2 separate regions of the Homo sapiens genome follow, and region 2 is linked to region 1. A link is an interaction called in ENCODE POLR2A ChIA-PET data of the cell type or tissue named here. Cell type or tissue: IMR-90. All regions are shown on one strand. Links, peaks and the distances in the headings refer to the core of each region. The heading gives the core; the rest is flanking DNA.

Region 1 (4,526 bases), core at 321-4,320:
GGCCTGAAATATACCTCTGGCTCTCCTACCTACAGCCAATAAATATAGCTCAACTGTGTTAACCAGTGCTTCCTATAACATGAGAAGAAAAATCCCAAGAAATACAGTAAACTGATATTTGCTTTAATCATATTTTGCCAAATATCCTGTTACCTCTGCAGGCAAAATTTGAATGATTTTTGTAAGACAGCCTGGAAGAGAAAAATGGCATTGAGGATAGATACATCAGCATTACCACTAGTTATATATTCTACAAAAGGTATTGGCAAGAAAAATACTTTCTTTTCAGCAGCTTTCTGTAACTTAAGTAGGGGTGCTAAAAGGTTCTAGAATGGCGGCAAAGCTAAGAGTACAACTTGCCATTCTGACTCATATTTGATGAAACCAGGAAGAGAATAAAGGCTTGTTCTCATACATCAAAGCTCCATGTCATCTTATACCAATCCAAATCTTTTGGGGGAACCTTAAGGTAATAATCAGTAGAACCTTGATCACCATTTGAAAGACACACTTGGTTTCATTAAATTTAAAAACAGAAATCAGTAATATTCTCTTTATATTTAATACAGGAGCTTAAAAACTGGTATAAAACAGTAATACAGATTAGCTGAGCTAATGCAAAATTTGACACCGGGGGAAAATAAGTAAGATGTTAGAAATATGCTATCAAATCAGGTTCCTTTCCAATGATGTCTTCCCTATCTCCTACAGCATGTGCTGATTCCCCTCATTATGCATTTAGATGAAATTGTATTGAGTCTCCAGATTGTGATAACGTGAGAAGGATATAACACGTATGCAAGTCTCCTGGCTGAGACAGCATAACTTCAATTTGTATGTGTGTATGTGTTTTAAGACAGGGTCTTATTCCACTGCCCAGACTGGAATGCAGTGGTGTGATCATGGCTCACTGAAGCCTCAACTTCCTGGACTCCGGTGATTCTTTCACCTCAGCCTCCCAGGTAGCTGAGACTACAGGCACGCACCACCACCCTCAGCTAATTTTCTGTATTTTCAGTAGAGACGGTGTTTCACCATGTTGCCCAGGCTGGTCTTGAACTCCCAGGCTCAAGCAATCCTCCCACCTCAGCCTCCCAAAGTGCTGAGATCACAGATGTGAGCCACCGCACCCAGCCATAACTTCAATTCAATTACCAGGAAACATTCAGAAAAAGAGGAAGTGTCTATTTAAAAAGGGGGAAGGGGTACTATACTTCTAAAACATGTCCACAGCATAAAAGACAAATGGAGGCTAAAGAGACATTGCATAAATGCAATACTCTAGACTGTATCCCATACTGCAGGAGGTGGAGGGGGATGCTATAAAAAACAATATCGACAGAACTGGAATTCAGAGGGTATTAAATTATTGTATCAATGTAAATTTGTGAAGTTGGTACATAATCACAATAGTTAAGAGAATATACCTATTCTTTTTTTTTTTTTTTTGAGATGGAGTTTCGCTCTTGTTGCTCAGGCTGGAGTGCAATGGCGTGATCTTGGCTCACCACAACCTCTGCCGCCTCCCAGGTTCATGTGATTCTCCTGCCTCAGCCTCCCGAGTAGCTGGGATTACAGGCATGCGCCACCATGCCTGGCTAATTTTGTATTTTTAGTAGAGATAGGGTTTCTCTATGTTGGTCAGGCTGGTCTCAAACTCCCGACCTCAGGTGATCCGCCCTCCTCGGCCTCCCAAAGTGCTAGGATTACAGGCGTGAGCCACCTCGCCCAGCCCAAGAATATGTCTATTGTTAAGAAATTTTCCTGAAGTAATTAGAAGTAAACAGCCATGATGCATATAATCTACCCTAAAATGATTCAGGAAAAAAATGTGCCCACACGTTTACATGTGTATATATATAGCACACATGACTGCACACTCACAAATGATAAAACAAGCTGGGTAAAATATTACAATAGGTAAACGTGCGTAAAGGGAATAGAGATGCCCTTTGTACTATTTTTATTTACTTTTTGTTGAAATCTTCTTATTTGAAACAAGGTCTCCCTCTGTAGGCCAGGCTAGAGTACAGTGGTCTGATCACAGCTCACTGCAGCCTTGACCTCCCAGGCTCAATCAATCCTCCCACCTCTGCCTCCCAAGTAGTTGGGACCACAGGCGTGGGCTACCACAGCTGGCTAATTAAATAAATTTTTTTTTTGTAAAGATGGGGTTTCCCTATGTTGCCCAGGCTGGTCTCAAACTCCTGGGTTCAAGTGATGCTCCCACCACAGCCTCCCAAAGTACTGTGATTATAGGAGTGATCCACCATACCCAGCTTGTTGAAACACTTTTTTAAATTGTGGTAAAATATACATAACATAAACTTTATGGCCAGGCACAGTGGCTCACTTTGGGAGGCTTAAGAGGGTGGATCGCTTGAACCCAGGAGTTCGCAACCAGTCTGGGCAACATGGTAAAACCCCATCTCTACTGAAAATACAAAAAATTAGCCAGGTGTGATGGTGTCTGCCTGCAGTCCCAGCTACTTGGGAGGCTGAGGCAGGAGAATCACCAGAGACCAGGAAGTCGAGGCTACAGTGAGCTGTGATTGCACCACTGCACTCCAGCCTGGGTGACAGGAGAGAGACCTCATCTAAAAAAAATAAAAACTGCCATTTTATCCACATTTAAACCTAAAGCTCAGTTGCATTAAGTATATTCACATTCTTGTGCAGTAATCACCAGATCATCCATTTCTACAAATTTTTACCATCCCAAATGAAAACTATGTATCCACTAAACACTAATTTTCCCTCCCCCAACTCTTTGCAACCACTATTCTATTTTCTGCCTGAGCTGGCTATTCTAGGAACCTCATATAAGTGGAATCAGACAATATTTGTCCTTTGTTTTGTTTATTTAATTTAGCATAATGTCTTCAAGGCTGATCCATGTTGTAGCATGTGTTAGAATTCCAATCCTTTTAAAGGCTGAATGATATTGCACTGTGTATATATATACACACACACACACACACACACACACACCACATTTTGCTTATCCATTTATCTGCTGATGGACACTTGAGTTGCTTCCACAGCTTGGCTATTGTAAATAATGCTGCTATGAACATAGGTGTACAAACATCTGTTTGAGACCTCGCTTTCAAATCTTTTATGTATATATCCAGAAGTGGAACTGCTGAACCATGTAGTAATTCTATGTTAATTTTTTGAAGAACCAGCATATTGTTTCAACAAGCTGGGCACGGTGGCTCACTCCTATACAGCAACTGTATCATTTTACACTCCCAGGAACAGTGCAAAGGCTACAACTTCTCTACATCCTTACTAACACTTGTTATTTTCTGTTTTTTGCTTGTTTTTATAGAGACAGGGGTCTTGCTTATGCCCAGGCTGGTCTTGAGCTCCTGGCCTCAAGGGATCCTCCCACCTCGGCCTCCCAAAGTGCTCTCAAAATAGACTGTGCCTGGCCTATTTTTTGGTTTTCTTTTCTTCTTCTTCTTTTTTTTTTTTCAGTAACAGCCCTCCTAATGAGTATGAAGTTGTATCTCATTGACTGTGATTTTAATTTGCATTTCCCTAATGATTAATGATGTTGAGCATCTTTTTACATGCTTATTGGCCATTTGTATATTTGTTTTGGAGAATGTCTATTCAAAGCTGTTGTCCATTTTTTGATTGGGTTGTTTTGTTTGTTGACGATGCATTTGTTAACTATACTGTTTTTTTGTTGCTTACAAGCTGCTCATCTTTCCAAGGTAAGCTGTAACTTAGCTACCACACCCAAAGAGAAGCCAGAAGAGATACCTCCTTATGCCCATGGTGTCGGCAGCTAAAGGCTTTCAGAAGAATAGCAAGACTGGGATGGAGATTAATTCTCTATTCCTTAACCGTGACAAACACAATTAATGACATTCCACTCCAAATATATGAGATCAAAAGATTCACATGCTGACTTATGAATTCTCCCACCCAAAAAACTGCTGTAACTTGCCTCTGTTCAACTCAAACCTTCTGAGGTTCCATAAATGTACTAAATGACCAGAAAACAACAAAGTAATTCAAGTACCAAAAGTCTTTAAAATTATTTCTATTTCTTTGATTTTGTAAAACCTGGGTGACATTAATCTATCTTCACTTAATATCAGTTAAAACTGTAAACGCACACACACACAAACACATCAAACATGCAAAAACCAGATGTTTTCTTGTAATTTTTCTTCTTCCCAAAGAAATAAGGTCATCTATGTTGTAGGATTGGTGACTCTGTGACTACTATGCCTGCCTTGACAGCAATGAAAGACACTAGGAAAACCGTAGAGAAAGGTGTAGGTGTGAATATGGCCAAAATAGTAGAAACAGCAGCATGAACCCAACAGAAATGCTGTCCCCAGAAATTTATTACTTTTAATATACTAAACTTTTAAATTCTCAGCCTCTCCTCTGACAGGAAACAGTATCTTTCTCTACATAACCTTTACAGCCACTTTACTCTTCTGGTTAACATTTTATACGTGTAAGACAGCCTTCGTCTGTGGATCTCAAAGCCCTTTTCCTAT
Region 2 (4,234 bases), core at 1-4,000, 160 kb before region 1:
CTGAGGGCCATCATGGAGACTGGGGTAGAAGCCCAGTCCTCCCCCAACACCTCCTGGCTTTGGTTCGGGCCAAACCTGTATATGGATATACAAGTACCTTCCATTCCCAAGATCCGTGTCCACTTTTGTGGAAAAAAAAAAAAAGGTTATTTGATAGGTTTCTCTGGAAATCTAACAGCCCTTAAGCCTAAGAGTCTTTAATCCTGAGGGACCCTGACTTTCACTTCCAATGGAGTCAAAATTCATTGGAATCTGGAGGCTTTCAGGGGCAGTCCTGGGGAGGACCTTTTTATAGCCTTGCAGCTTGGGAACTCCAGCCCAAGTGTCAGCCATGACAATTACCCCCAGGAGGGGGTCTGAAGGGGAGCGGAGGGTGAGGCTCTCTCATTCCAGATATGGAGACTAAAAAGTTCAAGATGGAAGTAATAGCAAAAAAATTACAGTACTAATCACAACAGCTACCATTTCTCAGCATTAGACACAGTAACTGTATGAAAGAAGTATGATTATTAGGTCTGTTTTACAGATGAGGAAACTGAGACCCAGAAAGGTGGAAGCACTTGTCTAAGGTCACGCCTCCAGGAAGCAGTGTGTCCACGACTCCAGTCCAAGTGGTCAGGCTCCAGAGCCCACAGTCCCAGGTACTGGGTGGCCTCCAGAGTAAACATGCACATTTATTGACACCTCCAATTGCCAGGCACTGGGCTAAGGCCTTCAGTGCATTGGCTCATTCGCAGTGTGCTTTGGGAAGGACAGGCTGGGATTCCAAAAGGCCAGACTGTGCTATGCGTGTAGGGTGTCTCGAGTGGGAGGAGAAGCGGGTGGGGCACAAAGATTTAGGGGGCTTATGAAGGTCACCATGAGCAGCTCCCACTAATCCCTCCCTCCGTCAGCTGCACCTTACCTGCTCCCCAGGGGTCCATGATGCCGAGCTGCAATCGTTCCTGCAGCTGCAGCCGCGGCCCCAGCGTGGAGGATGGCAAGTGGTATGGGGTCCGCTCCTACCTGCACCTCTTCTATGAGGACTGTGCAGGCACTGCTCTCAGCGACGACCCTGAGGGACCTCCGGTCCTGTGCCCCCGCCGGCCCTGGCCCTCACTGTGTTGGAAGGTAAGGCCAGATGAGCACCTCCCATGATTCCTCTGCCTTGATGGAGGAAATGAGTCTGAATTTGAGGCTCAGAGGAAAAAAGAAGAGATAGCGTAGTAGTTAGGAGTCTTGCACAGTCAAGCAACAGAAAACCCAATTCAAATGGGTTTAAATAATGAAGGGAGCCTTCATTGTATTTGTATTTACATACAAATTATTTACATAATTATTTACATATTTATTGTATGTAAATAATGGTGGCTCATGCCTGTAATCCCAGCACTTTGGGAGGCTGAGGTGGGCAGATCACCTGAGGTCTGGAGTTCAACACCTGCTCTGTCAGCATGGCGAAACCCTTTCTCTACTAAAAATACAAAAATGGACCGGGTGCGGTAGTTCACGCCTGTAATCCCAGCACTTTGGTAGGCGGAGGCTGAGGCTGGTGGATCTCGAGGTCAGGAGTTGGAGACCAGCCTGGCCAACATAGTGAAACCCTGTCTGTACTAAAAATACAAAAATTAGCTGGGTGTGGTGGCGGGCGCCTGTAATCCCGGCTACTCGGGAGGCTGAGGCAGGAGAATCACTTGAAACCAAAAGGTGGAGGTTGCAGTGAGCTGAGATCAATCCATTGCACTCCAGCCTGGGTGAAAGAGCGAAACTCCCTCTAAAAAAAAAAAAAAAAAAAAATGAGCCGGGCGTGGTGGCAGGCGCCTGTAATCCCAGTTACTTAGGAGGCTGAGGCAGGAGAATTGCTTGAACCCAGGAGGCAGAGGTTGCAGTGAGCCAAGTTTGCACCATTGCACTCCAGCTGGGCGACAGAACAAGACTCTGTCTCAAAAAAAAAAAAAAAAAAAAAAAAAAAAAAGAAAAAAGAAGGGAAAATGTTGCTCATTTTTTAGAAGAGACCCAAGGTCCAAGGTTGCATACTTTCAGGCAAAGTTTGATCCAGCAGTTCAACCCTTTATACCAAGGACTTTGCAAGTTTTCTTAGTCTTCAGCCTCCTCATGGTGCCCCTACCCTGGTAGCCTGTTAGCTTCAGACTCTCCCCACATGTTCCCCAAATGGCCACTACTGTGTGGACTCTCAGGTCTTCACTCCACACCATCTAAGGGAAGTCAGCATTTCCTGTGGTATTTCCTTCAGAAAAGAAAATAGCCTGTAATCCCATCATTTTGGGAGGCCAAGGTGGGTGGATCACCTGAGGTCAGGAGTTCGAGACCAGCTTAGCCAACGTGGTGAAACCTCATCTCTACTAGAAATACAAAAATTAGCTGGGTGTGGTGATGGGCGCCTATAATCCCAGCTACTCTGGAGGCTGAGGCAGGATAATCACTAGAACCCGGGAGACAGCAGTTGCAGTGAGCAGAGATCGTGCCGTTGCACTCCAGCCTGCACAACAAGAGTGAAACTCTGTCTTAAAAAAACAAACAAACAAAAAATGGCCACAGGTACTGGCTTACACCTGTAATCCCAGCACTTTGAGAGGCTGAAGCAGGAGGATTGCTTGAGCCCAGGAATTCAAGATCAGCCTGGGCAACATAGTGAGACTTCATCTCTACTAAAAATAAAAAATTAGCTGGATGTAGTGGCGCGGGCCTGTGATGCCTACTACTCAAGAGGCTGAGCCAGGAGGATCGTTTGAGCCCAGGAGGTTGAAGCTGCAGTGAGCCATGATTGTGCCACTGCACTCCAGCCTGGGCAACAGAGTGAGACTCTGTCAAGAAAAGAAAAGAGAGAAGAAAGGAAGAGAGAAAGCAAAATAGTAAGATATTAAAAACATGTTACCATTTACCTTAGCACCAAAGAAGAGAGAAATACTTAGGTGTAAATCTAACAAAATATCTGTAATATGAGAAGAACTACAAAACTCAAAAGATATCAAATAACTAAATAAATGGAGAAATAGTTCATATTCGTGGATTGGAATAGTCAAGATGTTAGTTCTTCCCAACCTGATCTTTGATTCAATGCAATGCCAATCAAAACCCCAGCACGTTATTTTGTGGACGTCAAAATGTCACCTCCTCAGGGAGGAGATCCCTGGACTGAGTCGGGTCCCTTGCTTTACTCTGGGCAAACTCTGTGCCCATTCATTCTTCAATACACTTACCACTTTGCACACTTGTAGTTTATATGGAGAGGTAAAAGATTCAGAAATTTAAAAATCATTTATAAGAAACAATGCTTTTAATTCCCAGAAGTCCTGACAAGCATTGTGTTGGCTCTCATTGGGTCACTTGCCAGCCTTGAACTAATTACTATGGTTAAGAGATGGACTATGCTGACTGGCAGGAAGTGAGGTTCATCTCACTTAAATCTTACTGTGGTTTCTCAATGGTAGACTGGAGTACCTTGCCAGGGCAGAGAAAAAATGTGAAGAATTGATGTCTTTAACAGCCAAGGAGACTAGTCGGCCAGGGTGCACCAATGGGTCAAGGTGTAGAGGTGGCAATGAGCTGAGTGCCTGCTATGGGCATAGCTCTTTGCTAAATATTCTCGGGAGACTGAGGCAGAGGGTCCCTTCTTTTGCTTTCAAAGGACTTCACTCTAGTGAGGAGGTAAGGTGCCAACCTCTGCAGAGAGGCCAACTTACATAACTTCAGGTCAGGTCTGTAGGGAACACCAGGAGAGGAAATGATCAAGGAAGACTTCCAAGGAAAGGTTAGTGTGTATTTAAAATTTTTAAGCATCTTCTTATTGCGAGGCACTGTGCTAGGCTCTTGGGAACACAGAATTTAAGACATGAGGTCCCTGTCTTCGAGGAACTCTTTTAGCTGTGGTTTATTTAATCATTCAGCAAACATTTATTCAGCCTTTGCTCTGTGCCGGCACGTGCTAGGCACAGAAGACTCCTAGTGAGCCAAAACAGGCACAGTCTGCTCTCATGGAGCTCTCAGTACTGCGGGAGAGGCAGACGTCACTTACATAGCAACCAAAATACATGTCCAAGTGTGCACAATGGTAAGTGTATTGAAGAATGAATGGGCACAGTTTGCCCAGAGTAAAGCAAGAGACCTGACTCAGTCCAGGGGTCTTCTCCCTGAGGAGGTGAGGTTTGAGATGAGATCTGATGGTGCATAGGAGTTAACCCAACAGAGACAGGAAGGTAGAAAGGATAAAGAGATGAGTTGGGATGGAGGGAAA

Evidence for each region. Peaks named below come from ENCODE experiments on the same cell type or tissue, not always from the same donor. Only the 100,000 strongest peaks of a DNase experiment are listed, where the experiment ranks them.
Region 2: POLR2A ChIA-PET joins it to region 1 with 7 read pairs; 7 of 35 experiments call an interaction of 5 or more read pairs at or near these places.

What each region holds. Positions count from the first base shown.
Region 1 is chr20:508,741-513,266 of GRCh38, forward strand. All of the region lies in intron 2 of CSNK2A1 (casein kinase 2 alpha 1), which reads right to left. Among named protein-coding and RNA genes, the nearest start is that of CSNK2A1, 33 kb to the right of the region's middle. In IMR-90, for the core only: no CTCF peak of the experiment used is centred there; no DNase peak of the experiment used is centred there.
Region 2 is chr20:348,723-352,956 of GRCh38, forward strand. NRSN2 (neurensin 2) reads left to right here. Exons shown (of 5, transcript NM_001323682.2): 3 at 527-641; 4 at 916-1,110. The coding sequence starts at 922. Among named protein-coding and RNA genes, the nearest start is that of NRSN2, 3.7 kb to the left of the region's middle. RefSeq lists a silencer at 523-817. In IMR-90, for the core only: no CTCF peak of the experiment used is centred there; no DNase peak of the experiment used is centred there; H3K4me3 peaks cover 35 bases; H3K27ac peaks cover 58 bases.